Linked DNA regions of Mus musculus: regions 1, 2, 3, 4, 6 and 7 are each linked to region 5. The links are chromatin loops, found by intact Hi-C in ENCODE. Cell type or tissue: heart. All regions are shown on one strand. Region 1 overlaps L2hgdh (L-2-hydroxyglutarate dehydrogenase). Region 2 overlaps Gm31512 (a long non-coding RNA gene). Region 3 holds the start of Sos2 (SOS Ras/Rho guanine nucleotide exchange factor 2). Region 4 has its middle 14 kb from the start of Gm40434. Region 5 holds the start of Arf6 (ADP-ribosylation factor 6). Region 6 has its middle 39 kb from the start of Gm40434. Region 7 has its middle 20 kb from the start of Gm31512.

The links. Peaks named below come from ENCODE experiments on the same cell type or tissue, not always from the same donor. Only the 100,000 strongest peaks of a DNase experiment are listed, where the experiment ranks them.
Region 1: it touches region 5 in a loop (2.6-fold over the local background); 16 of 42 quality-filtered maps call a loop at or near these places.
Region 2: a loop joins it to region 5, with 6 times the contacts of the local background. A loop is called at or near these places in 10 of 42 quality-filtered maps.
Region 3: a loop joins it to region 5, with 4 times the contacts of the local background. A loop is called at or near these places in 16 of 42 quality-filtered maps.
Region 4: a loop joins it to region 5, with 2.8 times the contacts of the local background. A loop is called at or near these places in 16 of 42 quality-filtered maps.
Region 6: a loop joins it to region 5, with 3 times the contacts of the local background. A loop is called at or near these places in 13 of 42 quality-filtered maps.
Region 7: a loop joins it to region 5, with 2.4 times the contacts of the local background. A loop is called at or near these places in 9 of 42 quality-filtered maps.

The regions. Positions count from the first base shown.
Region 1 is chr12:69,695,315-69,699,314 of GRCm38, forward strand. The region is part of intron 9 of L2hgdh (L-2-hydroxyglutarate dehydrogenase); the gene reads right to left. Among named protein-coding and RNA genes, the nearest start is that of Sos2, 15 kb to the left of the region's middle. In heart, a CTCF peak has its summit at 1,623 (motif pointing left); no DNase peak of the experiment used is centred here.
Region 2 is chr12:69,500,474-69,504,473 of GRCm38, forward strand. Gm31512 (a long non-coding RNA gene) reads left to right here. Exons shown (of 3, transcript XR_381638.4): 2 at 567-899. Among named protein-coding and RNA genes, the nearest start is that of Gm31512, 5.2 kb to the left of the region's middle. In heart, no CTCF peak of the experiment used is centred here; DNase peaks (open chromatin) are centred at 278, 1,048, 1,668 and 2,018; H3K4me3 peaks cover 337 bases; H3K27ac peaks cover 2,460 bases.
Region 3 is chr12:69,680,324-69,684,323 of GRCm38, forward strand. It overlaps Sos2 (SOS Ras/Rho guanine nucleotide exchange factor 2), which reads right to left and starts at 1,529. Exons shown (of 23, transcript NM_001135559.1): 1 at 1,192-1,529. The coding sequence starts at 1,278. In heart, a CTCF peak has its summit at 1,929; DNase peaks (open chromatin) are centred at 798, 1,478, 2,018, 3,468 and 1 weaker place; H3K4me3 peaks cover 3,017 bases; H3K27ac peaks cover 2,691 bases.
Region 4 is chr12:69,446,198-69,450,197 of GRCm38, forward strand. No RefSeq gene overlaps it. Among named protein-coding and RNA genes, the nearest start is that of Gm40434, 14 kb to the right of the region's middle. In heart, no CTCF peak of the experiment used is centred here; DNase peaks (open chromatin) are centred at 514, 1,254 and 1,934; H3K4me3 peaks cover 599 bases; H3K27ac peaks cover 1,683 bases.
Region 5 is chr12:69,369,085-69,373,084 of GRCm38, forward strand. It overlaps Arf6 (ADP-ribosylation factor 6), which reads left to right and starts at 3,066. Exons shown (of 2, transcript NM_007481.3): 1 at 3,066-3,139; 2 at 3,240-4,000. The coding sequence starts at 3,710. It also overlaps the pseudogene Gm18113. In heart, a CTCF peak has its summit at 2,459; DNase peaks (open chromatin) are centred at 3,007 and 3,957; H3K4me3 peaks cover 2,129 bases; H3K27ac peaks cover 2,272 bases.
Region 6 is chr12:69,420,872-69,424,871 of GRCm38, forward strand. No RefSeq gene overlaps it. Among named protein-coding and RNA genes, the nearest start is that of Gm40434, 39 kb to the right of the region's middle. In heart, no CTCF peak of the experiment used is centred here; a DNase peak (open chromatin) is centred at 2,150; H3K27ac peaks cover 690 bases.
Region 7 is chr12:69,514,964-69,518,963 of GRCm38, forward strand. No RefSeq gene overlaps it. Among named protein-coding and RNA genes, the nearest start is that of Gm31512, 20 kb to the left of the region's middle. In heart, no CTCF peak of the experiment used is centred here; DNase peaks (open chromatin) are centred at 368 and 1,738; H3K27ac peaks cover 1,749 bases.

The sequences.
Region 1 (4,000 bases), 330 kb after region 5:
ATCTTCGGAAGCCTCTGCTCTCTCCTACATAGTACTGCAAGTGCAGCCTTTCCTTTCAGAAGACTTCAGCCTGAGGTCAGCACTGGAAAATGAAACCTTAGAAAACATAAACCAAACCTGCCTCAAGGGCAGACAATGTCTTGTACAACACCTACTTCTCCTCCATGTCTAGACTTGAGTGTTACAGTTCATAGACAGTCAATAAGCTATGCACTATATTTTTAACAATTTTTTAAGCAAAACTAAAAGAATGATTTCACAAACTAAGAACTGTGGACTCAATTATATAAAAGCTATGAAAACTTGTAACTGACATCTTTGGCTGGCCCTAAATAGGATAGCCAAGTATGTATAAAGCTCATGTTGGGACTACTGCCAATCTAAATGTGTAATACCGAGTGAACATGTGTAACTTGGAGTGCTGCTATGGAGAAGGGAAACAATTCCAGCCTAATTTCCAGACCTGAAGGAGCAGTTATTTTCCTTCCTAATCTTTAACAAAAATGCATTATGAGAGAATATCATTGTTATCTAGGCTCATCTCTCCTTATTTTCTGGTAGGTGCTGGGTATGGAATCCTGTACCTTGTATGTACTGGGCAAGCACTCTATATGCCCAGTGTTAGGGACGAGAACATTGTGAGATCCTATAAATGTCCTGTGAGAGATGACAGAATACCAGCAGTCTAGACTGGGGGCAGAAGGGATATACTTTAGTTGTTAAATTTCCAATTCTGTACAGTATCCGAGGATTCTCATCTGATTCAGAGGGCTTTATGTGAGGAAACCCCAGGGATAAGTGTGTCTAAGGGCGTCCCTCTGTACAGGGTTTTCATTTGATTCATCAGGTATTCTGAGGAGAACTTTTTTTTTAAAAATGTATAAAAGCACAAAGAACTTCTGTATATGAATTACTATTATCATTTTGTATGACAAACTTTTCTCCCCCCCACCCCCAAGACAGGGTTTCTCTGTGTAGTTCTGTATAGCCCTGGCTGTCCTGGAACTCACTCTGTAGACCAGGCTGTCCTCGAACTCAGAAATCCACCTGCCTCTCACAAAGTTTTCAACAATTATACAAACATAACCATTCTTGTTTTATCTGAGGAAATCCCACTCAACACTCAGGTTTTTCCAACGATTTAAGGCACACCCCTGAAGACACCATTTCATGCCAATGTGTATGAAAACTATGATTATTAATAAAGTAGTACACACTTAGTATTGACAATATTCAGCCTATATCAACCAAACTGGCTTTAACTTTTTACTCTCTAATTTACAGACAGGGACGGGGGCAGGGAGTAGTGAGGGGAGAAAATCATCAAAATGTACAGTATGCTTGTATGAAATTGTTAAAAAAATGAACTAAATGGCTGGGCAGTGGTGGCGCATGCCTTTAATCCCAGCACTTAGGATGCAGAGGCAGGCAGATTTCTGAGTCCGAGGCCAGCCTGGTCTACAGAGTGAGTTCCGGGACAGTCAGTGATATACAGAGAAACCCTGTCTCAGGGGGAAAAAAAAGTTTCTTACATTTTCTCTTTAATTTTGTAGTGTGACATTTACCTAATTCACTAGACTAGTGGTTCTCAACCTAGGGAAATCCTGCCCCCTAGAGGATAGCGGCAATATCTGGAGACATTTTGGATTGTTACAAATGGGTGGATGGGTAAAGTCCATGGGTATTAGTAAATAACCTGCAATAAGCTAGCCAGGCCTCACAGCAAACAACTATCCAATACAAACGCCAACGGCACCAAGTTACAGAGGTATCTTGCTATCTTGCTTTTGCATTTTATAACATAGTATAGCTTCCATTCCTGGAAATGTTATTTTTGAATCACTTAATAAGACATTTAACAAAACAATACACGAGAAGTGGGGGATCATTGCCTATATGACTTCATCTTTTTACTTCCTTACAGTGCTAACAGTGTAACACGTGACTCAGAAAAGAGTGAGAGGCGCTTAGAATTAACATAAAGGCCTTAGTGACAATCACGTATCTTGTACAGCTCATGCATGTATCTGACAGATAACAACTTCACATTCCAGTCTAATGCACCACAAATTGTTGTTCACAATGCTTTGCTGAACAATAAGAATGTAGATGCATGACCTTCGGTAGCTCCTGATGCTCTCGGCACAGTTTTAGAGTAATACCTCTCTCACGCGTGGCTTCCATCAGCTTGCTCCTTTGCAGCACTGCGGATCTAACTCAGGACTGCTTGGATGTATGGCCTGTTAGACTGCACTATCTAACATTTATGCTTATGACACAATACTGGGTTGCATGACAAATAAGACAGGCAGGACTGAGGCTTCAAGCTGTGAAAAGCTCTATTGATCTCATCATTAAATATTTCAGGCATTTAATAAGATATTAATTAACAAGATATACTCTAATGAAAACCGGAGATAATAAAAATAAAATAAATAAAAAATCAATTAAAAAGCAGAAAGAAATCTATGTGGTATTTGCAGATTCTGATCTTCCGTTCCCAGAGGCAGCCACTTTTCTGAGTCAGGTATTTATTAGTTTTATGACTGCTTTTTATTTTCACAGTGATCTACAAATAATGTGTGATATTTGGCTTGTTTTTCAACTCATACAAATGATATCAAATATATATTCCTTGTTTTTAGTAATTCCTGAATTTACCAGCTGGAGGAACCAGAAGAAATCAAGAGAAGGAACAAATAGGGTCACTAAACTAGCCATATCAGCATCTGTGTCTCTAAAGGGGAACTCCTCTGTGATTGAGTTGACTGTCTCCACATGCACCTGCAAACAGGTTTGCCTCAGACTTCTATCAAACTGTGGTAATGAATATAGGTAGTGAACTCCCTGCCACAGTTTTGATACAAAATCCCACATGCCCAGCCACCTGATTTAACCAGCCTGTTTTCAGATTTAAGACATTCTAAGTCTACAACTGTAAACCAGAGAAAATAAAAGACTTTGTTTATAAGTAAGCACAAGAAAACAATGCCTCAATATTTTTACCCCTTCCATTTCAGAAGGAGAGTGGGAGAGATGAGAAAGGAAACGTGAACTGGGTACTTAACAGTCCCTCCAAGGAGTCCATCAGAATGGCCTCAGAATGACACAGAGACAGATTTAGAGAAGATCTCCCCCTGCCAGCCCCTTAAGGGAAACAGCTGACATGACTGTCGCTCTGCTAATACAGAGTGGAGCTCACGGACATATTACACCAGGCTAGTTTCAACAGCTGCTCTACAGCACTGTGGAGGGGGATGCTACAGTATGAGCACCTCGAATACACCGTGGATTAGGTCTGACAACTGGCACGGACACTAAAAATATCCCCAGGGAGGACAAACACATAGGCTTGATGAGTTCAGAAGAATCTACACAGCAAGTCCAGAAAGTCTCTAATTCCAAGAAGAAAACACCAACAAAGCTTTCCTGACACCCCTGAGCAAGGATTTAGAACAACTATAGCCGGGCTACATCCTACTTCTATCCTACAAGCAGAGTCCAAGTGGACAGAAGCACAAGTAGTGGGCGGATCCCAGTGATGCAGAGCGTGCCCCGCCCGAATCTGCGTGAGTGAGTTTGATTCCCAGCACCCACTATGGGCAGCTTACAACTCCTGTAGTTCCAGTTCCATGGGCTCCAATGCCTCCGGGTTCATGTGCACATGAGACCACACCTCTCCACAGACATACACAATTAAAAATAAAATTAAAAATTTTTAAGTTGAGAAGACGAAAGGCAAGTATGTGTCTAAAGGGTTTTTAAGACTCAGTCAAGGGCTGGTGAGATGGCTCAGTGGTCAAGAGCACTGACTGCTCTTCCGAAGGGCCTGAGTTCAAATCCCAGCAACTCAAATCCCAGCAACCACATGGTGGCTCACAACCATCCGTAAGGAGATCTGATGCCCTCTTCTGGAGTGTCTGATGACAGCTATAGTGTACTTACATATAATAATAATATAAAAAAGACTCAGTCAAAGTGGCACACAGAGAAACCCTGT
Region 2 (4,000 bases), 130 kb after region 5:
TGTTGGCTTTCAAAACATGCAATTCAAGGTTGGACACACCCTGTAGGCTTCTGTTCTATATAATCTAGAACAGGGTGCTGAGAAGAGGGGAGGGGAGGGGAGGGGAGGGGAGGGGAGGGGAGGGGAGGGGAGGGGAGAGAGACCGAAGTGCAGCCGCTGTCTTGGTTTCCATGTTTCTCTTGGCTCACTCACTCTGGGAGAATGGAGCCACCAAGTCTTGAAGACAGGCAGGCAGAGAGTAAGAGGCTGGGCCGCGAGGAGCTGTGTGTCCCTGGGCAGTCGCCAGAAAGGAACTAAGCTTGTAGCGACCACATGACTGAGTTTGCAGGCAGGTCCTTCCCCAGCAGTCTTGGTCTAACTTCAGTCTCAGCGAATGAATGATTCAGCTGAGACCACAGGCCAGAGCCGCCAGAGAAGGCAAGCCAGGTTTCTAACCAGCAGAGCTGAGAGATGACACCCAATGTTTTAAATTGCCGAGTTTAAGAGTAGTTCACTATACAATAATCAAAACAAACAAACAAACAAACAAACAGGCATTTCCTTTCTTGGTTTTGCATTTTTCCTAGGGGAAAAAAGTGAATGAGTGCTTTCACCAGAGGCCTCCAGGAAGGCTCAGCTCCAGGAGACAAAACCCAGGCAAACAATCAGCTTAAAGGAAGCTTCCCTTGAGGCCTGGGGAGAGATGCGTGGGGCTGAGAAAACTTTTCCAGGCTGTGGGAAGAGCTGCTGTGGACTCTGAACTTATCCTTGCTCCTTCCTGAACACCATTTCGAGAACATCTCTGGTGCGGATGTTAACCAGACGAACCGTACAAGCCATGCACCTCCAAGTGGAGGTTCCTCTGGCTGTTCTGAAACTTCGGGGAACAGAATGACTTTTTCAGGACTCTGGCTTTTCAGGTGAGACAGTTCCTGATGATGCTTTTTGGAGTAAGGGCTGAACAGGCACCAGGTACTGGTTTCTCATGTGCTCCTTGTTAGTCACACCTCACCCTGTGTAGAGTACAAACACTCCCAAGTCATGAACAACAGCATCCCACAAGGATGCAGGAGAACACAATCCCGTTTGGTTTTTCAAACAAACTCATTCATTGGTGGGTACAGAATTGCAGACTCCCTGATACTCGTGTGCACACCCCAAGATGAGGTCCCCTGCTCCAGGAAACCTGTAACTAAAAGCACTAGTTTCCTGAAGCTGGCTGAACTGGGTAAGGGTTTTCTATTGCCTTTGAAGTGCAGATCTGGAACCTCTGGGGAGCTTCTATTTTAAAGATACAAGAAGAATAAGGCTGTTTCCTTCCTTTTAGAAGACCGACAGGTATAAACAAACCAGGAGGGGTGGGGGCGGGCTGCCTGGTCTCTGAGGTCAGGAGCCAGCAACAGGAGCGGAGAAGCATCCCTCTGCAATGCATGACTGCGAAGTATGCAAAATCATGCCAAGTTAATTTGGTGCAGCTGGGGAGGATGGGCGGCTCTGTCAGAGTCTGTTGTTTGTGAGCCAAGCACCTCATTTCTCCAGCTGTTCATGAGCGTGTGTGTGTGTGTGTGTGTGTGTGTGTGTGTGTGTGTGTCCTAAAGGAAACAAAGATGTAGAGGAAATGAAGACGTTAGAGCCAGAAGCCAGTTTCTGCCAACAGGAACAAAGGGGACGATTGTGCTTCTCATTCGGAGGCCACACTGTCAAGAGGCACGAGACACCAATACGCACTGAGACTGTATGAGGGCCCCCGCCAAGGGAACGTCCAGATACACTCTTTCACAACCCAGGGCTCTCAGAAAGACTGGTCAGGGCGTGGCTGCTTTCGTGGTGGCCTCTCCAAGTAAGAGAAAATGCAAATATTGTGCCTGCTCTGTAGCTTTCTTCAAACCAGTGCAAGTCTTTCTCAGCGCAAGGTCACACTTTTCTCTCAATATTAGTTAAAAACAGCCCTGGTCTTGTTTCAGGAAAGCTTCCCAGGACAGTAGCCAAACTCTTACCAAACACACACACACACACACACTCACCAGTGTGGGAGGGGTGGGAGGAGGGATGACCAATCCATGTGATTTCCTGCCGGCCTAGAATTGTGCTGGAGTCAGGAGCTTTCTCCGAGGAAGAGCCAGGCAGCATTGGAGAAGCAGTGTGGTGTGCCTGAGCTCACCGGCTCTTCCAGCACCCACCTCAGGCAAGCAGTTTAGCTGCCTCACGGTGGAGGAAATACCTACTTGGTGAGTCTGAAGCAGGACTCCAGGAAACGGCTGCCTGTGGATGAGTTCTGGACACAGAGAACAAGTCTCTGGCTTTCATTTAATCGAACTTGATCCACTCCGTTAAAAAATTCAGCAATTCAGGGACAGTTGATGAGTTCCACAGGCCATGTGGCCTCCTGAGACCCCAGCCTGGCCCTACCTGCCTTGCTAGATATGCAGACAGCTGAGGTGGACAGTCTGGCTTGCCCTGGGTGTTTCCATCCTGGTGGGGTGATGTGGACATTTTGTCCCCTCCTCCCTTTCCCTCCTCTCCTCAAGGGCGGTGTGTGCATCCATTCTCACGGAATGGTCTTGGTATTGGTTATGGTGTAGGGCGGTTCTTGGGGGTTTTTATTTTTTTTAATTTGTGTGTGCACACCTGTGTGTGGAGATCAGAGGACAACTTTTGGGGATTTGGTCTCAGTTTCTGCCCTGTCGAGAGGCAGGGTCTCTCTTGTTTCTGCCATGCTGCATACTCTGGGCTGGCTGTCCCTGAGGCTTCTCCTTCCCAGCTCTTCTCCTGCTCACTGTGGCTGGGGTAGATGACAGGGCTTCACCACTGCATCTGGCTCTTGACAGGGGTTCTGGTCTTTGGAGGCAAGCACTTTACCCACTGAGCAATCTCTCTCTCTCTCTCTCTCTCTCTCTCTCTCTCTCTCTCTCGTGTTTGTTTTTGTGAATTTGACAAAAGCTAGAACTATCTGGGAAGAAAAACCTGACTCCACCAAATTGACCTGCAGATAACTTCATGGGACTTTTTTTTTTTTCTTCTTCTTTGAACCATGATTGATTTGGGAGGGCCCAGGCCACTGTGGGCAGTACTGCCCTTAGACAGATGGTCCTGGGCTGAAAGGAAGGTAGCTGAAAGCCTGGCATGGTGGTACTTGCCTAATCCCAGCGCTCAGGAGGCAGAGGCAGGCAGATCTCCGTGAGTTTAGGGGGTCAGCATATTCTACATAGCAAGTTCCAGGACAGCCAGGACTATATAAACAGACTCTGTCTGAGAGAGAGAGAGAGAGAGAGAGAGAGAGAGAGAGAGAGAAGAAATTCAGGGAAAGGAAGCCAGTATACATACAGCACTCCTCTAGGGTTTCTGCATCAGTTCCTGCCTTGAGTTCCTGCTCTAACTTCCCTTCATGATGTAAGATAAAATAAACCTCTCTTTCTCAATGCTTTCAATCATTGTGTGTGTGTTTCTAAACAAAAGAATGTCCATAAACTTTCTAACCCAAACCTCAGTCCCATGCAGTGGGCTCTCAAATCTCCATTACCAACTGGATGTGTTAGCACAAATCTGTGATCCCAATACTTAGGAGGTGGAGGAAGCTAAATAATAAAAACCTGTTTTATTTTATTTGTTTCTTTTTGTTTCGTGTGTGTGTGTGTGTGTGTGTGTGTGTGTGTTAAAGGATAGGCATGTTAGTGTATTCCTCTAATCCCAGCACTTGAAAATGGAGAAAACTCAGGATGTCAAGGTCCTTGTCTCAAACCAAACCAAACCAAACCAAACCAAACCAAACCAAACCAAACCAAACCAAACTTACAGATGGGTCAGTAAGTTAAGGTGTCAGCCACCAGTCCTGATGACCTGAATTTGATCCCCAAGACCCACAAGATGGGGGCGAGAGCCAGCTCTGGGAAGTTGTCTTCTGACCTGCACAGGTGCACTGTTGCACGTATACAAATACACACACATACTTACTCACAATAAAAACATAAATGTGCTTCACTTTAAAACAGACCAAAAAAAAAAAAAACCCCACCTGCCTCTG
Region 3 (4,000 bases), 310 kb after region 5:
GTACGAGTGTGTGTAGGGAGTCAGTTCTCTCCTTCCCCCCTGGGTTCTGCACATGAACTCAGGAACCCAAAAGGTACTTTTACTCCTTACATCTTACATTCTCCCTCAATTGTGGTATTTTACCTAGTGGAGGTTTCTTATTAAAGTGTGTGTGTGTGATATATGTGTTAGTGGCATGTGTGTGTGTGTGTGTGTGTGTGTGTGTGTGTGTGTGTGTGTGTGGTGAGGGCCTGCATGAAGGCCAGGACAGCTTTGTGGAGTCAGTTCTCCCCTATCACCTTTACGTGGATTCCAGGAATGAAATTCAAGCCATCAAGCTTGTGTTGTTGGACCGCAAATCACCTTCCCTAACGAGTCTCTTGCTGGCCCAGAGCAACAAAGAGAATGGCATAATTACCTAACTTCATATAAGACTAGCACCAACCAATCGGAGACACGCACCCTAGCAATGTATCTAATCTCCAAAGATTGATTAGCAACGAGCCACCTCCCCCCCCCCGCCCGCCCCCGCAACTGTCCCTTAAAAGTGGTTATTGCAAGTCCTCGTCGCTGTGAAGAAACTGACCACATTTTGTGAGGCAATCTTTGTATTCAGGTAAGACTTCTGCAGGAAGTGGGGAGGCGCTTTAGATTCACCCCAAGAGCTGGAGAACGAATACTATGACTCACTGACACTTCACACATGGGAAACACACATCCATATTAGCGAAAACAGCACAGCCTCAACAGGCGAATGGGCGAGCGTAGCAAGCAAGCCGCCCGAGGCGAGCACCCCCAGCCCCAAGAACTTAATTCAAAGTAGCCTCTCGGTCCAAAATTGCGCATTTGTTTTAGAAACGAAAAAAACCAGTGGGACTCTGTGTTGCCAGAATCCAGCCTGAGGACAACGCATTGGTCAACGGCGGAAGTTGCCTGACGAAATGACTGTAAGATGAAATCCAGTTTTATGATCATAACAAAACCTTCCTTCCGGGACCAGGCCAAAAAAGAAAGTTGAGAAAACGTCCTTCGGGATGCAACAGGCAATTAGGAGCGCCCGCAGCCCGGCCAGAGAAGGCTCGGCCGCGGCACGCGGGGCGGGCGCGAGCCGTGCTCCCCGCTCCTCGCTCTCCCCGTTACAAGTTGTGCGAGCTCCGGGCCCGGCCCCCCAGCCCGTCGCCCCGCGGCACCTCCCTCGGCCCCAGCACTGACCTTCCGCAGGGCCGGGACCAATAGTCCCCGCCATTTCGGGCTGTTTTCTTCGCTGAAGAACTCGTAGGGCTGCGGCGCCTGCTGCATGGCCCCGGCCGCAGCGCCTCCGCATCGGAGGCCGGGCCGGTGGCCTGACAGGCAGGGCGCCGGCCGCCTCGCCTCGCCTCGCCCCGGCCGCCGCCTCCCGCCCGGGCCGCAGCTCCGGCCGAGCGCTCGGGGGCGGCGCCGGCGGGCGGGCGTTCGCCGAGGCTTGGCGGCCCCGCAGCCCCGAGGAAGCGCGGCGGCCCGAGGCGTCCTGCTGTCCCCGCGGCGCCGGCCCGCTGGCCCGAGGCTCCTCCTCCTTTGTCTGGGTGCGCAGCGCGGGGCACCGCCGGCCTCGCCCCCGCCCCGACTCCCGCTACGGCCGCGGCGGGCAGACAGCGGCGGCCCGCAGCGTCCTCATCGCCTCCCCCGCCCTCCGCGCAGCCGCCGCTACCGCCGCCGCCGCCGCCGCCGCCACCGCCGGGTCCGCCCGAGTCACCTCCAGAGGGCCCTCGGGGCCGAGCGGGCGCGCGTGTCCGGCGTGCACGGCACTGGCCGCCGCCGCCGCCGCCGCCCCTCCAGCCCCGCCGGCCGCCGCCGAGCGCCCGGTGCCTGCAGCGGCGGCTCGGCTCGGCTCGGCCCCGCGCTCGCTCTCCCGAGTCTCTGGAGAAGACCAGCACGGAGCATGCGCGCCGCCGAGCGGGCCGAGGCGTCTGGTGCGGGGCCCCGGGGCCGGGAGGGTAATCGGTCTCTCCTGGGAACGTGCACGGGGCGGGGTGGCTCTTCCAGACGAACTCGGCAGCGTTCCGAGTCCTGGCAGACAATCCTGATTCGGTACAGCCCTAGGGGACCCCCGAGCCCGTGACTGCAGCTCTGGGAGGCAGAACACAGATGTGGGGAGAAAAGGACATTTGGGCTGATAGGATATTTATTTAACGTGTGCTCTGTGTGGCTCCTTTGTATATTTAGGTGATAGTGGCTATTCATAAAGTCACATTGTAGGGTCATGGGAAGCTCTTAGCGCACGTTGAAGGGCCAGATGACTTCAGTTCGAGGTCTTTCACCTAGAGTCCCTATGGATCAAAAAAAAAAAAAAAAAAAAAGTATCCAAAAACTTTCAGATATTGTTCTTAGGTTAATCATGTTCAAATCCTTTCCACTTAAGGTTCTACAGAACCTGGATCCTGCGATACAGTCACACTAATTAGCATTAAAAAAAAAAAACCTAAAAATCCTCTGTCCCTATGCTTTTTTAAGTTGAAGGGGCATGTACTTTGGAAACTTTTTCACTAACCCAAATTTCATCCCACTAAAATCGCTGAACAGATTGCTCCCAACGGGCTGTAAACAGTCATGCTGCCAGCCACCGAAGTGAGGAAGGGAACAGAAGAACAGACTGGAAAAGATAACTTGTGTAGTAATTTCAGCTCCAGAATCAGTGGGTGAACATTGTTCTCCCCCAAACACAACACCATTTTGACTTCATAAAGTAAAAATGGCAACTAAATACTTAAAGAGATCGGAGGTTTCCGTTTTGTTTTGTTTTTGGTTTCTTTTTTAATCTAAGTATCCACAGTGTTTAAAAAAAAAAAAGTCCTCTGGGGCTGTCGAGGAAAAGGTACCTGCTTCGCTTCCCAAGGCTGACAACCTGCGTTCCACCCCTGGAACCCACGTGAAGGAAAGAACCGGCTTCGCAAGGTTGTTCCCTGACCTGTCTACATCTGAAATGTGGCATATGTGTGTCCTCGCACACGCGTGTGCCTACATAATAACACTAAAGTTGTTTCTAATAAAAGTTCTAAAGTTGTCTTCTAATAAATGGCCATGTTCATAGTCCCATGTACTAAATACACTCTGGTTTATAGAGAAAGCTTATTTTTCCTAAAGTTCCTAGACCCTAGCTATAAAACACGAAGCTGTCAAATTATCAGACTGCAATTGTATTTTCTCATAGGAAAGTCATTGGTGGGAAGTTTTATTCTTGGCAAAGGCTATTGGAAGGCTCCCCTGAGCTTAATCTGGCCTGAAGATGTATTTGTTTCGCCAAGTATTAAGAATTTTTAATTGGTATTACCATTTTAAAGTCGATAGCTTTTTTTTTTTCTTGTCTATTTCCAGCTTCTCTTGACAAAGATCTGGCAACAACGTGGCCTACTGCATCTATGCAAAGAAACGAGCAGGCAGTGCAGAGGCCGTCCTCTTTATAGAAGTGTGCCACCCATTTCCAGTTGGCTGTCCTCCCGATCTGGCACCGTTCCCCTTTTACGTAACCTGCCTAGCCTCTACAGGCATCGGCCCTGTGATCTCTGGGCTAGGCAAACAGAAACGGATCCACATGGTGCAAAGGGTCCAAGAATGACACCAGAGAGTTTTCCCAGCCAGACAAGTGACCATCTAAAGACAAACAGAAACTGTTGAATCCATATCTCATACTCAGGCAGAAATGCCAATAGGTCAAAGGTTTACATGTATAAAAAAGGGATTCCAAATGACCTCAGAATAAAAAAAAAAAAATAAGATGACTTTTATATATATCACAAAAATCTAGACTGACATAGATTTTTTTAATGCCTGGGGGGAAAACCCACAAGTCAAGCTAAAAGGCAATGACAAGCTAGAAACACACACACACAACTACAGCAATTCATTTTTTGAGCTAACTTCCCTGCAAATTAGTAGAATTAAACCTCAAAGGGGGGGGGGGGAATGAGAGGAAAAAGACTGAAAAAGCTATCTCACACACACACACATAAAGAGAATGGGTATCTCTTAAAAATAAACACTAAAC
Region 4 (4,000 bases), 77 kb after region 5:
CTTAGAGAACAGAATGTGGCCCCACGAATTTGTGTGTCTAGCAGAAGAAAGGCTCCATCCTGGAAGCTCCAAGTAGCCTGAGGTCACAGGGGTTAGAAAGCCCACTCCTTCCCCAGTCTCCAGTCCCCCTTAATCTAAGCATAAATCTCAGATTACATATGTACTCTGGTTCTCTGTTTCCATCCTCAGGAGAGAAAGCCAGCTTGAATTTACAACCCCAAGCCTGGCTTCCTGTAATGACCTCCTCAGGCAAAGCTGACCAGAGGAAACCATTTTTTTTGTCTGGCTGAGGGATTGGTGCTAGTATCATAAGAGTTCAAAGTATGTTTGAAGCTGCTCCGTTCTTCCCCTAATCTGAAATGGGTCACGCATGGCAGGGCAGGCTTGTGCTCAGTACATAGTCGCATGGCTGTGTGCAGATTCTCCGGACCTCTGCTGCTCAGGGCGTGGTGCTCGCACCCGGCTCGCCCCTCCTTCCCCGCCCTGCGCTCACACCCTCCTCTCCCCTATATGCTTGTGGTGAATGAAGACTGATGTCTTGTAACCTTGGTTAACAGGTTGTGGGACTAGAGTCTGGGTAGGGTGGGGCGTGGCAAGGTTCCCCCTTCTCTTGACAAAGAGCTTGGTTGAGGCTGCAGATCTGACTATTGCAACCGGCTGGGCTGCTTTTCTGGAAGATTGTTTTGTTGGCTGAGCTCCAGCAGTGTAATCCAAGGGGCCTGAAATGGCAAGTCTTGCTGCTTGCCTTTGTAGTTTCACATTTTAAGGATTTGCTGGCGCTTGTTCTGGAAGCAATGGGATCCTCTGCTTTTGCTCCTCATGGCAGCTGTGTGTGTGTGTGTGTGTGTGTGTGTGTGTGTGTGTGTGTGTGTGTGTGATTACAAGGTTTTCTTCATGGGCATGGTTTATGGGTGAATTGTTTACAGCAGCAGAAAGGCTGAGATTAGAGATTTTCCTTTGATTTTAAGGGTTGCAATCCCAGATTTGTGCTTTTGTGCAGAAAGATGATGCAGAATGTTGTAGTGAAATGCGACCTCTCCCTAAGGGCCGATCATCGGGGCTTTCTTCAGGACCCTGCTTCAGCAGTATCAGAGGGAAAGTGATGCGGGAGCAGCCAGTGCTCCAAGTTTCAAAGGACCGGGTGTATTTTCCCATACATTTTGGGAGGGAAGTGAAGTCTTGGGGTTTTGAGGAAGTCGAGGGTGAGGTCAGCAGAGACAGTTATTTATATCTGGATGATGTATAGCGAAAGCACACACTTTCATTCTGTCATCACGGAACCAGTTCATACAAGAGGAAGGGCGTATCTTGCCTTGTTGAAGATCTACTGCTCTAAGATTTCTAGTGTGGTTTAAATTTGGGGTGATGTGTATGGGGCTCTGTGGTATTAGAAGGGTGACTGACCACATATGTTCGTCCTTCAGCCCGTTTTGTGGATAACATGGCTCACTTTCATTGCTTCCAGATCGATTGAGACTGAGGGGTTTTGTTTTTTTTTTTTTTTTTTTTTTTGCTAACTTTCCCAAGATGATCTACAGTGTGAGCAGGTGCGTGTGTGTGTGTGTGTGTGTGTGTGTGTGTGTGTTTTGGGGGGTTTAACATAGGATTAAGAGTCCCTGGGTCTCTGTCATATTTAAGGACGTCTTCTAGCTTTGCCATCTTTACAGCGCTTGAGTTCTGATGTTTTTTCCTCCCCCGGGCTCTTTTCATTATGGGAAATGAAAATGTTTGAGGACAAACATGTCAGAATTGTGAGGGAGAAACTTGGCAGTGGGACGAACTGTGTGATATGCTTGACAAGAATTGAGAAACAACACACCTCAGAAGCTCAGACAGTTCTCATCTTCTGGTTCAGAAAAATGACTCAGAAACCACACAAGGGGAAGCACCCCTGCAGCTCCGGGAAGGCTCTCTCTCAGCCAGTCTTCTCTAAGGAGTCAGCAGCGGCCATTTCCGCACAGCAAGATGTGGCATCTGAGGGAAAGGCAGTGGAGCTCTGCTCCACCAGGGAGGCAGGAAGTGAAAGAGAGAATGGTTGTCCTGCAGAAGGAGAAGAGTTGGGCAAACACTCTGAAAGGCAAATATCTGTAATGATGGGGCAAGGAGAAACTCCGAGTGGCGGGAAACAGACGTGCCTTGGCATAAACACTGAGATTTTTTTTTCTGGGGTTTGCTTAACCCCTGTCTTTGAATGTTTGCCTTTTACGAGAATAAACATGGTTTAATAGTGAGCAAATATTAGTTCACATAATTAGAACCTGTTGAGTTGAACAGGAAACACTGAAGGGAAGCCTGCAGGTGCTTGCAAGCAAGGCTGAAAAGAGGTTCTCGGTATGTAGATTCCCTCTCTGTCCCCCAACAACGGGAGTGCCCTTGAATGGAGCCAGGGTGGGTGGAAGAGGAAATAGACAACTTGTAAAAAGCATGAACAACGCAGGAAGGCTCTGGACATGTTAGTGAGGCTCGTCCAGCACAGGGGAGGTGTCAAAGGTATCTCGGATTTTCAGTTTTGTTCATCGAAGGGGTGTGGGCATCTCACATCCTACCCCTGTCCCTTTCAGAATATGAAATTTGTAAGCTTTCTCCACCTTAGGGTTTGAGTCTATTATCAACTTCATTTCAGGTTTCACAAACTAAAGAAAGGGTTCACTCAGACTGAAGGGGGAGGAAGAGAAAGAGGAGGGAGAGATGGAAGAGAAAGAAGAGTCATTTGCTTTCTCAAATCCAAGTTTCTCTCTGCAAGTGGTTTTCTTTTTTTTTTTTAATTAAATTTATTTATTTATTCCCTATACAACCCAATACCAGCCCTTCCTCTCCTCCCAGTCCTCACACAAGTCTTCCCCCAATTCTCCCTCCCCCTTCTCTTCAGTTTGTGAAACCAGACACACTTAATCTAATAGAACAGAAAGTGAGGAATAACCTTGAACTCACCAGTACAGGACACAACTTCCTGAGGAGAGAACATCAATGGCTCAGGTGCTAAGGTCGAAAAGTAATAAATGGGACCGCATAAAACTGAAAAGCTTCTGTAAGTCAAAAGATACCATCATCAGGACAAAATGACAGCCTATAGATTGGGAAAAGATCTTCACTAACCCTACATCCCACAGAGAGCTAACATCCAAAATATATAAAGAACTCAAGAAGCTAGACACCAACAATCCAAATAACCCAATTTAAAAAACGGGGTGCAGAGCTAAACAAAATTCTCAACAGAAGAATCCTGAATGACCGAGACGCACCTAAAGAAATGTACAACATCCTTAGTCATCAGGGAAATGCAAATCAAAACGACCCTGAGGTTCCACCTCACACCAGTCAGAATGGCTAAGATCAAAACCTCAAAGGACTGCACATGCTGGTGAGGTTGTGTAGCAAGGGGATCACTCCTCCATTGCTGTGGGATCGCCAACTGGTACAACCACTCTGGAAGTCAATTTGGTGGTTTCTCAGAAGGTTAGGAATCGTTCTACTTCAAGACTCAACTATACCATTCTGAGGCATATCCCCAAAAGATGCTTCTGGGGGAAGTTGTGTGAGTTCTTCCCTTCTGTCTTGCAATTCTTACATTCCCAGGTCTGGTTACATTAGGGCAGAGCCAGCAGCCAGCAGCCCTCATCCTCAGGCTGCTGGTGTTGAATGTGAGGTTGCCCAGCTCTGACTGCGGGGAGTCCTTTCCAAAGCTGAGTGAGGACAAATCAATAACTGGCTGCACGGCTCTCCATAACACACAGGAAGATGTGACATACATCGTGGGAGAAAAACAAAAAAATCATTGATGGAAAAATTGATCTTACTAGGGAGATTCATCTGTGCTGACATTTGAAATGGACCTGAAACATGGGCTGAATATTGACATTGAAAAAAGGGTGTCAGGCTGGAGAGATGGCTCAGTAGTTAAGAGCACTGGTTGCTCTTCCAGAAGTCCTGAGTTCATTTCCCAGCAACCACATGGCGGCTCATTAATGTCTGCAACTCCAGTTCCAGGGAATGTGACGCC
Region 5 (4,000 bases):
GTAGCTCTGACTGGTCTGGAACTCACAATGTAGGTAAAGTCAGAGTTTCGTCTGCCTTTGGAGTGCTGAGAGCAAAGGCATACACATCCAGCTAAAACTTTGGAACTTTTTTTTTTTTTCCAAGACAGGGTTTCTCTGTGTAGCCCTGGCTGTCCTGGAACTCACTCTGTAGACCAGGCTGGCCTCGAACTCAGAAATCCGCCCACCTCTGCCCCCCAAGTGCTGAGATTAAAGGCGTGCGCCACCACACCCAGCTAACTTTGGAAGTTTGAATGTCTCATATTTCAAATCCTGGAACACCACACCAATCAGCTTACTCACAGGAATCCTATGGAACACCGAGGTAGGAGAGTGATTTATTTGCTCATTTTCCTCTTTCCTTACTCTTCATTTGGGAATAAGTCCAAATATGAGAGGTTAAAACGGTTGCTGTATATCAACATGAGTTTCAGTCATGGTCTGCCACTTTTTGACCATGGAATACATTTTGTCTCAAGATCCATGTCATGAAAATTAGTCAGTTTTTGCCCTGAACGTCTTCAGTAACTAGCTTAAATTTTCTTTTCTTTTTTTTTTAAAGATTTATTTATTTTTATTTATATGAGTACACTGCAGCTGTCTTCAGACACACATTAGAAGAGTGCACTGGATCCCATTACAGATGGTTGTGAGCCACCATGTGGTTGCTGATTTGAACTCAGGACCTCTAGAAGAGCAGTCAGTGCTCTTAACCGCTGAGCCATCTCTCCAGCCCTAGCTTAAAATTTCTAAATGAAACTTCATCATTCTGTAGATCTTCAAGGCTCACTTCAAACGTAGGACTCTTGAGCAGATACAGTTTTGGATCCTTGAGTCCCTTGTGACCGTCGTTTTCCCAATGTTTTTAATACTAGCTGGAACTTTCATATCACACCAGTCTTTCTTAGAAAATCGGTCAACCTTTCACCACACGCTTGCTCTTGCCTGCCAAGGTACTCCTTAGAGAGCCATTTTATATGCAGCTAACAGTTGAAAGGGGAGGGAGAGGCAGGTTGTAAGTGGTGGAGCCACTGGTCAGGTGCCATGTTCCCATAAACAACACTAAGGAAATCACTGTGTCTCAAAAATGTAAAAGAAAAAAAAAAAGGCATGAAAGTAGAAGGGGCTACTAAAAAGGAAGTCAGTGAAAGGGAGCAAGGGAAGGTGACAGAGGGGGAGAATAACTGAAAAACATTATATACACATTTGAGGGCAAAATGATTATGTACAATTAATATAATAGAAACATCAAATAAAAATTATTCTCTAGAAGGGGTCAAGAAAATAAGATGTTTCATCTGTGGTATGGTTTAATAGTTGCCTAAATTATTACTATTTGGAAGTGTTTGGAATATTTTAAAATTTACCTTTTTTTTTTTTTGAGCTAGGACCTCACTTTGTAACCTTGACTTGGCCTGGAGCTCAATATGTACACCAGGTTGGCCTCAATCTCAGAGATATTCATCAATCTCTGTCTCTCCAGTGCGGGGGTTAAAGGCATACACCACCTTGAATGTCTTTAAATTACATTTTGCTTGGTGTCCTCCAAGTCAGGGTGGGTGACAAGTGCTTTAATCACTGAGCAGTATCAACCAGCCCCAAACTGACCTATTTTTTTTAAAGCATGGCATAGAGAGTTTAATTCTTACTATTGGCGACTAGTTTCTGACTATTGCTATTTGTTTTGTACTATAATTATTCTTTAATCATTTATTATTGGGGCTGGGAAGATGGCTTGGTGCATTAAAAAGCACTTGCTTTGTAAGCAGTAAGTTCCAGAGTTCGAATCTTCAGTCAAGTAAAAAGCCTGCTGTGGTTTCAAATACCTGTTGCTCCATTGGGTCACCCCTGTCCTGGGAGGTGGAGGCTGGAGAATAATTTCAGATAACCCTGAGCGACTGTGAGGCCAGTACTTGTTAAATAGAGTGGCACACTCTCTAGCCTAGACTGACCTAGAATTACAGCGACCCTCTCTGCCTCAGTCTCATCACTTCTGGTACAGGTGTGAGCTGTACCAGATGACTTCCTTTTTTTTTTTTTTTAATTATAAAATAAAAACAGTATATTATCATATGCTGTTGTAGCAACTTCCTTGAACTTAAGTTTTCTCCCCGTGTTTATTTTTATTAAAAATTTCACCTTACTTTAACCTTAACACTATCCGTTTAATACAAAAAGGTTTCCTGGTCCAGCAAGATGGCTTAGTAGGTAAAAGCGTCGGGCGCCAAGCTTGACTTGATACCTGGGACCCACATGAAGAAAGGGGAGAACTGACTTTGGTTGTCCTCTGACCTCTCTCCGTGCGTACGCACACTAAATGAAAAAAAGTATTTGAAAATAAGAACAAAACCCAAAGAGTTTCCTTATAGTACGTGGAGAGCAGAAGTCAATTCAAGGGAGTTGGTTCTCTCCTTCCTGGGGAACGAAGGCGGGTCCGCCCTCTCGGTGGCAGGCTTTACCCACAGTCATCTCGTCGGCCCTGATAGTCTGTTTCTTAAGAAATGCGGGCGGTTCAGACCAGACTTATAAAGAACGAGTTTAAACTTTCAAAGGCAGGGCTTAGGGGCAGACCCAACTCGAGTACAAAAAGTGCGGGCTACTTTGGCGGATTCTATGGAACACTGGCCTCCCACGTGTCTTCCAGGAAACTGAAGGAAGGCTGGGGAGAGCGGGAGGGGCTTCGCGCAGGGGGTCCGGGAGCGAGCCTGGGAAGCGTGGCTGGGGCGCCGGTCCTAAGGGCCGACGAAGCCCGCCCTCGGTGGATCCGTGCCCCGCCTTCGAGTGGCGGAGAAGGAGACCCGCGGAGACCCCGGGTAGAGCGACAGGTGGGCACACGGCCAGCCCCACGCCAGCAGGTTCCGCGAGGCGCCGGCGTTGAGCCCCGGGAGCCGCCGTAGCCCCGCCCCCCGGCGCGTGGCGCTCGTGACGTCGAGAGCGCGGGCCACTCTCCTTTCAGAGGTCGCGCTCTTCCGAACGGTCGGGCCGAGGCGCGCGTGCGCAGTTGGGAGGGGAAGTGAGGCGGTTTCCTCGGCGCCTTTTCCGGCAGCGGCGGCGGCGGCAGCAGAGCTAGGAGGAGGAGGTGGAGGCCGGAGGGAACCCGCGCTCGGGGCGGCGGCTGGAGGTAACCTCAAGGGCCGAGCCCGAAAGGCGGGCCGCGTCGGTCTGGGCGCCCCCTCGGAGGCCCGGCGGTAACTCCCTTCTCCCTCTCTGTGTCCCTGCAGGCGAGCACCCGCGAGTTCCCGCGAGGATCCATGACCTGACCGGGCGCCGAGCCGCGCTCGTCGTCGGGGTGGTGACCGGGGTCGGTGCCGAGTCCGGTGCTCGCAGGCCGGCAGGCCGGCCGCAGTTGGAGCCGGCGCGTGCCGAGGCGGCGGAGGAGCTGTCGGCGGCGCTTGCTCGCTCGCTCGTTCGCGCGGCGCCTGCGGGGGGGAAGGGCAGTTCCGGGCCGGCCGCGCCTCGCCTCGCCTCGCTTGAGCAGGGCGGCGGCTCTCCCGGCGCAGACGCAGGGCCCCGGCGGCGGGCGATGCCCGAGTGAGCGCAGGCCGGGCCCCTGCTCCCCTAGCCGGCAGCTTCGCGCAGGCCGCAGGGCGTCCTCGCAGCGGGGCGGCGACGTTTCGGGCTCGCGGCGGCGTTGTAGGCTTGAGGGGACCCGGGACACCTGAATGCCCCCGGCCCCGGCTCTTCCGACGCGATGGGGAAGGTGCTATCCAAGATCTTCGGGAACAAGGAAATGCGGATCCTCATGCTGGGCCTGGACGCAGCCGGCAAGACAACGATCCTGTACAAGTTGAAGCTGGGCCAATCGGTGACCACCATCCCCACGGTGGGCTTCAACGTGGAGACGGTGACTTACAAAAACGTCAAGTTCAACGTGTGGGATGTGGGCGGCCAGGACAAGATCCGGCCGCTCTGGCGGCATTACTACACCGGGACCCAGGGTCTGATCTTCGTGGTAGACTGCGCCGACCGCGACCGCATCGAC
Region 6 (4,000 bases), 52 kb after region 5:
CTCAACACAGCAGGAAGCTGTGTCATGTGCTGAACAGGAAAGAATTCGAGTGTGTGTGTGTGTGTGTGTGTGTGTGTGTGTGTGTGTGTGTGTGTTATAAGAGCATACGTGCACATGTGTGTTCAGCTGCACTTGTTTATGTGTGCATGTGTGGTTGCCAGAGGCAGACATTGGGAGTCATCCTCTATCACTCTCCACCTTGTTCTTAAATTGAGAAAATAGGGACTGGAGAGATGGCTCAGCTGGTAAGAGCACTGGCTGCTCCTCTAGAGGTTGTGGGTTCAATTCCTAGCACCCACATAGCAGCTCACAAATATCTGTAGCTCCAGATCCAGGGATCTGACACCCTTACACAGACATGCATGCAGGCAAAACACCCCAATGCACATAGAATAAAAATAAATAAATCTTTAAATTGAAATAAATGATGTCTTTATTAATTCTTTGAGACTTTCATGCAATGTATTTTGACCATTTGACCACCCCTCCAGAGCTCCCCCACTGTTCTTCTCAACCTCCCTACCCACCCATTTTCTTTTAAAAATTAAAAAGTTAAACAAACAAACAAACAAAACCCCAGTTTGTCAACTACTCCTAGTCATGGAGCCTGCCCTTGGAGTGTGATCTGTATACCAATTGTCATTCCACTAAGGACAACTAACTTTCTTTTTTCTAGTAGCAATCAAGTGCCAACAGCCCCTCTGTTAGGCCTGGAACCTCGCGTCTACCTCTCTTTCTACATGCTGTGATCTTTATCAGGCGTGTGCTGTCACAATTGCTGTAAATTCCTACAAGCATCTGCCTGATGGCGTTGAAGTCATCGGCACCTCCGGCTCTTATAATCTTTGCATCTGCTCTTCTGCGCAGATCCTGGAGCCTTGCGGGGAGGGGTGTGATAGGGATATCTCACTTAGGGCCGAGCGCTTGTGAGATTGAGCTTATTCTCTGTACGCATGCGCGCACTCCCGCTCCAGTTTCCGTAAAGACCAGTTCTCTCACTGGAGCTTCTCAGGCCAAACCAGCTAGCTGTGAGCTCCAGCGACCTGCCTGTCTCCACCCCATCAGCAGTGGTTACGGATGTGTCATGTATGTTTGGCTTTTACATGGATGCTGAAGATCTGAACTCAGGCTCTCATGCTAGTGCAGCAAGCACTTTATCCGCTGACCCGCCTTTCCTGAAACCCAGGCTTTATTTATTTTCTCAAACTTGTATTCTCTGGACTCAGCCACCATCCCTAGCTTGGAAATGGTTGCCTTTGTTTTTCTGTTGAGACAGCATCTCACACTGTTGGCCAGGCTGGCCTGGAACTACACAGCCCAATTTGCCTTTGAAATGGCAGGGACCCTCTTGCCTCGGCCTTTTGAGCGCCAGGACGTCAGGATGAAGCCCCCAAGCTTGGCAGTCTCTAGAAACAAAAAGGAGGCATTGGTGGATTCTATGGCTCGGTGGGTAAAGACTCTTGTCACTAAGACTGAAAAGCTAAACTCAATCACTGTGACCCACTTTGGGGAAGGAAAGAATGCTCAGGGCTGTCCCAGGATGTCCACGTACACACTGATAGATTTACCCACCCCATAAATAAACAAACAAACAAACAAATGAATGAAAAAAAAATATGGTCTTCTCTTTTCTATGCCTCATATATTACATTTCTACTTTGGACACTCTGACTTGCTTTCTTTTGAACCCCAGTGGTCATGCTTAAGAAATAAAAGCTTATGTCTAAGGTCGGGCAGTGGAGCCCAATGCGGGAACTTCTGACCAGCTGAAAGCCTGGTTCTAGTGTGCAACCTGGCTTACTGTGGTGAATCTACCCAGCTCCGTGCAAGTCCTATTGACATAAAGATGGATGGCTGAGCAAACGCGATGAATCAACGAACACCGAGAATGTTAAGCTCTTCCTTAGGAAAGTGGAAAACTCCTTAGGGTAGGGAGGTCCCCCTGAGAAACTGTACTGTTCTTGATGTAATAATAGACTAGAAAGCCTTTTATAGCCGGGGTAGGTGTGGCAGCTGAGAAACGGAAAGAAAGAAATATGAGTCAATCAAAATCCGCATTCTGTATCCTTCGGCCACTGTCAATCAGATTCGGGAAAGGGCTGGTGTACTCGTGTAGTAGCTCTTACCACCGTGGACTGCAGCTTCCGGTCTGGAGGAGGCTCAGCCGTGCAGCTGTACTTCCTGCTCTGTTTAACACTTACTGCTTCACGTGGTGGAAACTTCCTCACCGGAAGAGCGGTCGGCCATGAGGAAAATGATAGGTGCGGGGCACTCAGGCCTCTCTGAATTTTAAACCTCACTCTGCTTTGCTTTGGGGCTTTGAATCTCGGCCCCAGATTCCTGCCTCAGAATTTGGGGTACTCCTGTGGGCAGGCACACCTACTCTGCTACGGAGTTTAGCAGAAGCCTGCCTGTGCCTGCTCAGGCTACTCACCACACCTCAGGGCCGGGCCCCGAGCAGCTCTCCAAACCTGATGGACAACCAGCCAGAACCTGCTTGCTGTTGGCTAGTGGCCAACCTGGAGGCCCCTAGAGCCGTGGCTCTCAAAATCTTGTTAATTGGTGTGTTCAGAGACCCAGAGCTGGAGAATACAGAGGCACATCTCAGAGGGACAGTGTTCTTACTTTAGCTAAACGAACAAGACCTTTAAGTATACAGTAGAAAATTAAGGAGAATAATCTTTAAAAATATCTTGGTTCTACTTAAAATTTTCCAACCCAATTCCACCCCTTCATCTTGATCTGCAGTCCAGGCTGGATTTGAATTTACAATCCTCCTGCCTCTGAGTGCTGGGATTACAGACAAGTGCCACCATGCCTGGCTCAACTTTTTCGCTTTTATTTCTTTTATTACATTTAGTATGTGCCCATACTGCCACAGCACACATACAGAAGTCAAAGGATAAATTGTCCTTTCAGGAATCAGTTCTCTCTTTCCACCAAGAAGGTCCTAGGTACAGACTCCAGTTTTCAAGCAGAGTAGCAAGGTGCCTTTATCCACTGAGCTATCTGGCTAGACGTTTTTCTCTTTTTCTTTTCTTTTCTTTTTCTTTTCCTTTCCTTCTCTTCTCTTCTCTTTCTTCTCTTCTTCTTCTTCTTCTTCTTCTTCTTCTTCTTCTTCTTCTTCTTCTTCTTCTTCTTCTTCTTCTTCTTCTTCTCCTTCTCCTCCTCCTCCTCCTCCTCCTCCTCCTCCTCCTCCTCCTCCTCCTCCTCCTCCTCCTCCTCCTTCTCTTTTTCTTTTTCTTTAGTATAGAATAGAGTTTATTCAGGGCATGGGGTGGGGAGTTACGAGGGTAGTAGAGGCAGAGAAAGGCAGAGGGAGTGAGAGAGTAGGGAAGTAGAGGCTGGCCATGGCCATGAGCATGTGGAGAGAGGAGGAAGGCAAGGGAATGGGGAAGGGGAGAGCAAGAGCAGGAGAGAAGCAAGAGATCAAAAGCACCATTTTTTTTTCTTTAAAAATAAAATTAGGCAGTAAAGATTTATAATGTGTGGATTGGTTGCGTATGCCTTCTGGGTACTCTTTAGAAAGTAAAAAGTGCTCACTGTCTCAGTCTAGGTTGGAATGGGCTCTTAGGTCCCATCGATCTCATTCCCACCAGAACCTTTGTCCCCTGTCCTGAGTCCTGGATTCCAACCAACCTCTCTAAGATGATTCTCTTGCTAGACACATTCTGAGGCTGTTCCTCCCGTTGCTTCCAGGTCCGAGATGGGACACCTTTCCGCCTGGATTTAGGCTGTAGTCTACACCTGTTCTCTGTGTCCAACCTCAATGCTGAACAGGCATCGAGGGGTGACAGCCATGGGGAATGGGCACTGCTGGCCACTGTCACCTTTCCTCTATGCACTTCGATTTGGAGATGTCTGTGAACACCGCTTTTGTCCCTCACACTGCTAACTCTTCTAAAACAGCGTTTTCTTTATTTACTGCTGTATAGATCACAGTATTTTCTTGCTTCTTGGAGAGATTAACCATGGACCTCTTTCTATTTTTTCTGAGATA
Region 7 (4,000 bases), 150 kb after region 5:
TGTGTGTGTGTGTGTGCGCACGAGCACCCGTGCATGTGAATACAGGTGCCTGTGAAAGTCTGAAGAAGGTGTCAGATCCCCTGGAACTGGAGTTACAGACAGTTGTGAGCAGCCAGATATGGGTGCTAGGAAGTATCCAGAAGTATCAACATCCCTCCAGACAAATCCCGGGTTAGTTTAGTTTGCTTTTTCTCCTTTGCTCCACAAGGATCTGGGAGGGGCCTGAAGAGGTCCGTGAGGTAGAGGCAGTTTTCGTCCTTTCCTGACGTTATCTTAGAATCAGCATTCTTTCTGAGGAGAAGCCAGTGGATTCCAATCCCGCCCGGTCTGTGACAGGAAGTGACCTTCTCTGCCTGTTTCTGAAGGACACCGAGAGAGCACAGACTCCTGAAGCAGCAAGCCCTTTTGCTTATGGAAAAGCTTGGGTAATGCTGTCACTGTGGCAAGCCAGGGCTGAGGGAAACTGCTCGATAATCTGGCCTCCGTCTAATCCCTCCTGAAAGAGCTGTGTTAGGCCTCAAATGGCTTCTCCAGGCTAGTGATCCCCTCTACTTCTGGGATCGTTTCCAAACGTCACAAGAGGCTGAAAAGGAAGCAAGTTATCTTCATCCAAAGGAAAAATACGACTGGTTGGCTACAGGCCCTCTACTCTATGGACCGGTCTAGAGGAACAGGTGCTTTTAGAACCAGACCTTTAGGCCTGGGGAAACATGGTTCTTGGAGGGCTGCAGAGCAGGCCAAGAACCAGTCTGTGCTACAACCATTTCTCCATAAATTGGTACTTGGAGACCCTGGCCTAAAGAGGCCATTACAGATAGTTGCACTGAGTCTGCATGGGAAAGGCCTCCACAGTGTCTTGGCACCACCCTGCCATGACAAGGGTAAGCCTGTGGGAAGACATCAGTGAGAGGATGGGGAGCTAGGAGAACTAGTTAGAGGCTCTGAGGGTAGGAGTGGGGATGGCTCAGCTGCCTGCTACCCTTCAGTCCTGAGAGAATCAGAAATGGATGCCTGGGTATGTACTGGAAGGCTAGCCCTCTGCTCTTTTCTCCCCCATCAGCCACACACACTCCCACCACCCTGGGCAGAAGACCCTAGGGCCACACCCAGGACAGTGCTAACCACACCACTGGAGCACTCCTCTGGGGACCCAGACTCTGGGGACCCAGGGTAACAATGGACTTTTGTTTCTCAGCCTATAAAGGAAGCCCTTCTATGGGTGTCACAGTGTAATCCTAGGTATAGTCTCCAAGTTCATGGTGTCCTAGGTATACACTTTCCAAGTTCATGGTGTTTGAACACATTTCCTGGATTGAGTAACCCAGGCTGGCTTAGAATTCCCTATGTAGTCAAAGATCCAAAGATGACCAGGAACTCTCTGTCCTCTTGCATCTACCTCCCAAGCACGGGGATCGCAGGCGTTTACCACCGCATCCACTTAAGCACTTCTCCTTATAAGGCTGATTGATAAAAGCTGTGTCAAAGGTCCAAGGCCACTGCAGAGAAGAGCTTATCATCTTACAAGACCTCACGTTGGAAAGAGTCATTGGCCCAGAAGCAGTGACCCCTATGCCACGATCATGCACCTAGGAACTCCACTGAGATGGTCCAGCCCCAACCAGAAGGCACCATGGTAACGGGAGGAAAGAGAGATGCTTGCTACACCACACTTCTGTCTGCGTTTACCATCTCATCTGAGGCCAACGACACTGGAGCCCTTCCCTGAGCTGTACCCTGGCTCTGTAAGCCACTTCCTGTTTCTTTTTCTAGGTTATAAATGCTAGATTTAGTGTGAGTCACTCAGTCAAGAGGTCCAGAGTCTGAGGCTGCCTCTTGGGGAAGGCAGTGGAGGTGGGGACTGGGTAGGCCGACACATAAGAAAACACACACACACACACACACACACACACACACACACACACACACACACACTACCTATAGGAATGCTGTGGCTTGGTTCTCAGAGGTCCTTGGACAAATATACTTTTTGAAGAATTCTTTTGCTCACCTCCCTGGAAACATTGCTTTGCAAGGGGCCAGCCCTAACTGATCATCAGGCAACAGTTGGGAGTCCAGTACAGATGTAGACAAGAGGCCATTCAAAAGCATTATCTTCGAATAACTATGCTTCAGTCTCAAAACAAGGAGGAAACCACAGGTCAGACATGAGCCAGCGTTCATCAACCTGGTGCACGCGAAGGAACAGCTCTTACACAGTTCTATGGCTTCTGTTACAATTTCTCAGTTCTTGCTGATTTCGCTATGCTAATGCTCTGCCGAGACACTAAACGCCAAAGGACAAGACACTGGGAGATTTGGTCAAAGCCAATGTACCAAGTCAACCCTGGGATGCTATTTTCACCTTTTAGTTCTATTCCCTGGAGTCTGTCCCCACCCGTGCCCCCAAATCAAACTTGTCTTTTAAGCTAGGACAGTTTGGTGACCTTGCATTCAGAGGTGATTTGGGGCACAGAGCTTGGGGCTGGATCCTGGAAAAGGTGGCCCATTTTGCACACGACACTTGTTCTGCAGGAAGAATTAGAAGGGGGTAAGGGAAACAGAGTTGAATGCAGTAACTTGGTGGCTGTTCTGAAAGGAGTCAGGCATATGAGTCCTACTGTCTGTTGTCTAGTGACAACCCTTCTGAGATCAGAAACAGGCACACTGCATCTGTGCAGAGGAGCCATGACTTCCCATGCAATCTATAGAAAAAAGACACAAACAACGTGCCATCCTCCTAATTGTTAAAGACGCAGAGAAAGGAATTTGCAGACACTATTAAATCCTTATCTTATGCCCCATTGACTCAGGGGTGTTTGTTTTAACAGTTAGCCTATCCCAGCTGATGGAGGATCAAAGTCCTTAAAAGGTCATAGGTTTTACCCATTATTTGGAATATATCCAGAAAATGATGCTGGTTGCTGCCATACAATAATATCAACGAAACACCATCCCCTAGACAAATAGGCAATATTATTCTCCAACAATAGAAGATTCAGGAAATAAATTATAACTTTGCATTTAGTATTATTGAAATGTATTTACTGAGGTAAAAAAACAAAAACAAAAAAAACAAAAAAAAAAAACAAAAAACAAACAAACAAAAAAAAACATGATGCAGAGTTACTTGAAGAAGAGGGGGGAAAATGGAAGGCATATTTCTGTCACTGTGGTGAAACACAGGCTAAACACTCCCTGAGGGAGGAGAGCCTTTACTTGACTTACACTTGCAACCAGTCCATCTCGGGAAGAAAGTCAGAGCATGGGCTCAAGGCAAGATTGCTGCTTCCTGTCTTATTACCAGACTTCAAGATTGGACTTGCTATCCCTGGTGTGGGTAAGTGATGCGCCTCTGGGTTCAATCCCACCATCATAAGCTAAACGTCTGCTTTCTAGTCTCAGCTAGGAATCGCCCTCCTGCCTGTGTTGCTCAGGGCTCAGTTCCATTGACAAAATGCTCCGGCTCTAAGGGAGGAAGTGTCTCTTCACCACAGTGGTTTCCAGAATTTTCTGAGAGTTGCTAGACCTCAGAACTTTCCTTTCTTTGGGATCCCATTTTGGATGACTTTGGAAAGTTCTGCCACAGGTTCCCCTGTCCCTTCAGGACAGCTGAAGATGAAGACCATGTCTCCACCATAGCAGAGTGGGAAGGCACAGCCTAACTCCAGGACTCCAAGCAGATATCATCAGTGTCATCACAAAACAATATGAGAGCCTGAAGCCCCAGGGCCTGACATGCAAGATCAGAGTCTCCACCGTTCTCTCCAAGGTCACTTGCAACAATGTTTCGGGTTTATGTTTTGCCTTCTAAACACCTAGTCCTGACAAAATTAAATTGAAATTCCATCTTTTCCCCTACCCTATTCACTCCCTACCCTTCTCAGCATATCCTTTTGTGGAGGGACAAACCACAGAGGTTTCCTGTCAGAAGGGTTCTTTGCTGTTTTACCAGGAGACCGGATAGCGACTGTAAGTTCATGTGTAGCATGGCAGAACTATT